Regions from separate parts of the Homo sapiens genome. Here region 1 is linked to region 2. Evidence: read pairs that join two places in POLR2A ChIA-PET (ENCODE). Cell type or tissue: Panc1. All regions are shown on one strand. Links, peaks and the distances in the headings refer to the core of each region. The heading gives the core; the rest is flanking DNA. Region 1 overlaps PDLIM1 (PDZ and LIM domain 1). Region 2 overlaps SORBS1 (sorbin and SH3 domain containing 1).

What was found. ChIA-PET counts read pairs that join two places held together with the same protein. Peaks named below come from ENCODE experiments on the same cell type or tissue, not always from the same donor. Only the 100,000 strongest peaks of a DNase experiment are listed, where the experiment ranks them.
Region 1: POLR2A ChIA-PET joins it to region 2 with 18 read pairs; 3 of 35 experiments call an interaction of 5 or more read pairs at or near these places.

The regions. Positions count from the first base shown.
Region 1 is chr10:95,275,612-95,278,523 of GRCh38, reverse strand. All of the region lies in intron 1 of PDLIM1 (PDZ and LIM domain 1), which reads left to right. Among named protein-coding and RNA genes, the nearest start is that of PDLIM1, 14 kb to the left of the region's middle. In Panc1, for the core only: no CTCF peak of the experiment used is centred there; no DNase peak of the experiment used is centred there; H3K27ac peaks cover 516 bases.
Region 2 is chr10:95,417,327-95,420,238 of GRCh38, reverse strand. All of the region lies in intron 8 of SORBS1 (sorbin and SH3 domain containing 1), which reads left to right. Among named protein-coding and RNA genes, the nearest start is that of PDLIM1, 130 kb to the right of the region's middle. RefSeq lists a silencer at 867-946. In Panc1, for the core only: no CTCF peak of the experiment used is centred there; no DNase peak of the experiment used is centred there.

The sequences.
Region 1 (2,912 bases), core at 122-2,621, 140 kb after region 2:
ACCTTTAGGCCCCTACTACCTTGTTGGTTCTAGCACAACACTCATCAGCTGTTGTACATGCTTGTCTCCCCCCAGGAGACTGTGAGCTTCTTGATGGCAGGCACCACCCTTTTCACAGCTGAGTTCCAGTGCCTTGTGTGGTTCCTGGAATCTACAAACAATAGCTCACATTTCTGGAGCCCTGACAGTGGGGGCTCTGCCTGAATTGCCTAATGTAATCCTCGCAACAGCCTTCTGATGTCAAAGCTGTTCTTTTCATCCTTGGTGCATCCTTGTTTACACAGAGGTGAAATACCCTGCCCAAGGACACTTAGCTCACAAGCCAGGCAGGACTTGAACCCTGGCCATCTGACTCCAGAAACCACATCTTAATGAACAAGTTACACTGTCTTTCAGAATGTACATAAGGATGTCTGATAAGTGAATGAACAGAGAGAGAAAGAAGGAACAGGGGAGGGATGAAGTAGAAACATGCCATTATCACTGAGGAGGAGGGTTATCTTTTTATTTGTCATGGGTATGCATCCAGTTCTGTATGATAGTAGTGTCATTTAGGTATGTAGTTATTTAAATGTAAGTTGAAGAAAGTGGGAGAGCTACATCATCATCCGATTTTATTTACACCAGTTAGAAGTGCAGTTAAACTTCAAACACCTTCTTATGTGCTCAGGACTGGCAGCAGTGGACAGGTCTTAAAGATGCATTATGAACTTGGAGTGGAGAACATGTTGGCCTCTAAGCAAGCAGTGTCTGCCTGGGGTGCTGGTGGGGACGAAGAGTGAGGGACACAAGAATGAATTGAGCAGAAAATGATAGATTGTTCATTAGTGGAAATTGTTGTGCCTAAACCCGTTTACTGTTTTATTTTATTTTATTTTATTTTTAGACATTCTTACTCTGTTGCCCAGGCTGGAGTGCAGTGGTGTGATCTCGGCTCACTGCAACCTCCACCTCCTGGGTTCAAGCAATTCTCCTGTCTCAGCCCCCTGAGTAATTGGGATTACAGGCAGTGTGCATCACCACAGCTGGCTAATTTTTGTATTTTTAGTAGAGATAGGGTTTCACCATGTTGGCCAGGCTGGTCTTGAACTCCTCAGCTCATGTGATCTGCCTGCCATCTGACCTCCCAAAAGTGCTTGGCCTCTCAAAGTGCTGGGATTACAGGCATGAGCTACTGTGCCTGTCCCCATTTATTCTTATGCAGCAAGAGTTGTGTGATCTAGTTGTATGGTCTCTGGGGAAAAAGGCTGGCAATGGCACGTTCATTGAACTAATGGGAGTGAGTATATAATTTTTTTTTTTCTTGTTCTGAGACAAGTCTCACTCTATCACCCAGGCTGGAGTTCAGTGGCACAGTCTCAGCTCACTGCAGCCTCTACCTCCTGGGTACAAGCTATCCTCCCACCTCAGCCTCCTGAGTAGCTGGGACTACAGGCGTGTGCCACCACACCTGGCAAATTTTTTTTGTATTTTGTAGAGACAGGGTTACGCCATGTTGCCCAGGTTGGTCTCGAACTCCTGAGCTCAAGGCGAGCCACTTACCTTGGTCTCCCACAGTGCTGGGATTACAGGCGTAAGCCACCATGCCTGGCCCAGAAGTTTTTTTTTTTTTTTTTTTTTTTTTTTTAGGAAACTGAAGCTGACTCTATTATGAGCTGGTTCTGATGGAACTTGATGGTCAGGAGGAAATTAGAGCAGATAGTGTGGCCTAGTTGGTTAAGTGGGTGGACTCTGGAGCCTGCTGTGGCCTGCCGCTCACCAGCTGTGCAACCTCAGGCAAACTGCTTAACCCCTGTTCCTCCATTTCCTCATCTGTAATGATGCAGATAACATTGCCTGTCTGGTAGCATCACGTGAATATTGGTGAGTTAACCCTTGCTAAAGACTTTGTCATGCTTGGTACCTAAACGCTCATTAACTGATGGCTGTCATTTTGATTATGATTGTGATAAATAGTGTTTGGCAAGGATTGGAATCCACCATTCAAGACAGGAACTATCCAGTGTTGGAGGCACAGGCCTTCTCTCCTGTAACCCTTGTCACTTCTGTGTTATGGTTTGTAAATTTTATAATGGGTGGGGTTACTGGGCCCCAGATCAGTACAGGGCAGGGGAGTGACTGTCCTGTGGTAGGGAGGCACTCAGCCAGCATCAGGACTTTGTGACACTCCAGGTCCTATGTAGAAGGCCACTGCAGATGAGTCTCCTGGATTTTTTTTTTTTGGCTTTGACAGTTGAGTTTGGAGCCTCTGCTTGTGGCATTGTGCTAAAGCAAAAAGGAATGGAATTTGCAATGAGAGAGCCTTTCAAGTTCAGGCTCAGCCTTTAGCTGTGTGAACTTGAACCACTCACAATTTTTCTGAATCTCAATTTCCTCATCTGTAAAGTTTATCTAATATGTTGGTGGTGAGGTAATCATATTATTATCTCAAATAGGAGATTGTATATGAAAGGGCTTTGGAAAGGCAAATCCCATTATTTGTTTAAATCAATTTTTTCCCCTAAAAAAGATAGCTCATAAAAGAATGTGAACTTAATCTGTATGTGTAATTTCTTTCAAGTCCTATCTGATGTTGCTTGTGACTTTCTGAGATTTCCTTTGGCTTCTTACCAGTTTGGCTTTAAAAAAAAAACAAAGAAATTATACTGAAAGATAGGATGACCAGACCTCAATTACTCAGGCTTGGGGCGCCTAAGACTGGTTCTAGCTTGTCCAGGACCTGTTGGGATATACTTAGCAGAAATGTCTCTCCCACAAAACAGTTGGAACCAAATGCTGGACATTCTGGACTTCTCAGCAGTTCACCGTAAAAAAGTGAAAGGAAACTTCTTTTTCATCTTCTCAACCTCTCCAGTTCCAATCTCATTTGAGTTTTGTGAGTGGTCATGCTTCAGGATAGCAGTGTAGAGGGA
Region 2 (2,912 bases), core at 168-2,667:
TGAGCATCTCCGTGGTGTTCAGATCACTGTGTGAAACATTGCCCTCAAGAGGTTTATAAGGGTGAACACCCTATAATATCTTTTACAAAGTATGTTTTCTTATCTGTCACTATCCAAGAATTTTCTTTCTACTGGGGTTCCCTTTTAAGGGAACTTGGTAAATTGCTCATAAAGAGGTTTTATCCTTTATATTCAATGTAAAATCAGCCATTCAAATTTCAGGAACCTTTAGGTCATGCATTACCTCTTAGGTGTGTTTTCTGAATGGAAACATGACTTCTTGTCTATATAGTGATTGCCAGAGCTGTAAGTATGCACTGGCTTAGAGGAGGGAATTGGTAGTTTATAGAACTGTATAAACTATAAACATACCAGGATTTTCCAGAAGCCTCATATTTTCACTGACCCACCTTCTGAAAAGATAAATAGAATTTCATTTATAGCCAACTGGGCAGAATGCAGACTGCCTGTGTGGTTCCTACAATGTTTACAACAAAAAGTAGTTCCCTGCATGTAAAGTCACTGTGCCTATCCCCTTTCTTCTTCAGGACTAAAAGAAGCCCCAGGGCAGGAGACCTTTGGATCTGAGTGCACTGTTGATGCTCTGGGGAAGCGTCCTCTCTACAGGGTCAAAGCCCTGGGAAGGCTCATGCCTGATGTAATGCACCATATATGGCGAGAGCCAAAATAAGTTAGAAACTCACTGAAGCTGATTTCTATCTTTGGACAAGAAGAAATCACATATGGGACATTTGAGCTGAAAGTAAAAGTAAATCTGAGCTCAAATCAAAATGATCTTTTGCTTACCTCCCTACTGCCATTATCAGCATACCCGCCAGTCCCTTTGGTGCGTGCTAGCCCACGTGTTTTGTTTCTAGAATCGTTTAGTCTGTAAACATGTTCACTGAAACCAAGTGAGTTCACCTGAAAGCTTTTGCTGTTGCTGAATACTAGAGAGGGGCTATTCATTTTGTTTTTTTTTTGGCTGGTGCATATTCACTGGCACTGCCATGGGTGCCCTGTGGAAAGGATAGGCATTGAATTAGTCAAGGATATCCAAATGAGCTGCTTGTCCAATGAGCTTATATGTGTGCCTTGAAAACTGAGTTTAAGGAATAGGTTATTTACTATTTCTGGGTTGATGTTCTAATCTGGACTCAAAAAACTTTTTTTTTTTTTTTGACAGTCTTGCTCTGTCACCTAGGCTGGAGTGCAGAGGTGCCATCACAGCTTACTGCAGCCTTGACCTCCTGGGCTCAAGCAATCTTCCCTTCTCAGCCTCCTTAGTAGCTGGGGCTACAGGTGTGTGCCACCACACCTGGCTATTTCTTTTTTAAATTTTTTGTAGAGACAGAGTCTCGCTGTATTGCCCAGGCTGGTCTCAGACTCAAGTGGTCCTTCTGCCTTGGTCTTCCAAAGTGCTGGGATTACAGGCTTAAACCACAGTGCCCAACCTATAAAACTTTTAAATATTTTTCACCTATTCACCCTTTCTAACATTCTTTCTTCTTGCCACCTGTATGCCACAAATATAAGAATGAAATAGGCCAGGTGCAGTGGCTCATGCCTGTAATCCCAGCACTTTGGGAGGCTGAGGTGGGTGGATCGCCTGAGGTCAGGAGTTCGAGACCAGTCTGGCCAACATGGTGAAACCCTGTCTTTACTTAAAAAAAATACAAAAATTAGCCAGGTGTGATGGCAGGCACCTATGTATAATCCTAGCTACTCAGTAGGCTGAGGCAGGAGAATAGCTTGAACCTGGGAGGCGGAGGTTGCAGTGAGCCAAGATTGTGCCATTGCACTCCAGCTGGGGTGACAAGAGCGAGACTTAGTCTCAAAAAAAAAAGAATGAAATAAAATTGGCCGGGCGCTGTGGCTGACGCCTGTAATCCCAGCACTTTGGGAGGCCAAGGCGGGCAGATCACTTGAGGTCAGGAGTTCAAGACCAGCCTGGCCAACATGGTGAAAACTCGTCTCTACTAAAAATACAAAAATTAGCCGGGTGTGGTGGCACAGGCCTATAGTCTCGGCTACTCAGGAGGCTGAGGCAGGAGAATTGCTTGAACCTGGGAGACGGAGGTTGCAGTGAGCCAAGGTCACACCACTGCACTCTAGCCTGCGCAACAGGGTGAGACTGCATCTCGGGAAAAAAAAAAAAAAAGAATGAAATAAAATTAAAAATAAATTCAAAATAGACCCAGATCTTGCACCCTCCCCATTTTTGGTCAAAATTCACTTACCGATATTGATCAGACTCTAATATACTTCACTTGCGTAATTTGGAGGAAAGTTCTGGTTTTCTTCTAGAACTGGGATATCTTTAAAAATAGGAGCCATTCACGCCTGTAATCCCAGCACTTTGAGAGGCCGAGGCAGGTGGATCACAAGGTCAGGAGCTCAAGACCATCCTGGCCAGCATGGTGAAACCCCGTCTCTACTAAAAATACAAAAAATTAGCTGGGTGTGGTGACATGGGCTTGTCCCAGCTACTCAGGAGGCTGAGGCAGGAGAATTGCTTGAACCTGGGAGGCGGAGGTTGTAGTGAGCCTAGATTGTGCCACTGCACTCCAGCCTGGGTGACAGAGTGGGACTATGTCTCAAAAAAAAAAAAAAAAAGGAGCCATTAAAGAAAACCTAGGCTGGGTGCAGTGGCTCACTCCTGTAATCCCAGCACTTTGGGAGGCTGAGGTGGGCAGATTATGAGGTCAGGAGATTGAGACCATCCTGGCTAACACGGTGAAACCCCGTCTGTACTAAAAATACAAAAAATTAGCCAGGCATGGTGGCATGTGCCTATAGTCTCAGCTACTTGGGAGGCTGAGGCAGGAGAATCACTTGAACCCAGGAGGCGGAGGTTGCAATGAGCCGAGATCGCGCCACTGCAGTCCCGCCTGGGTGACAGAGCGAGATTC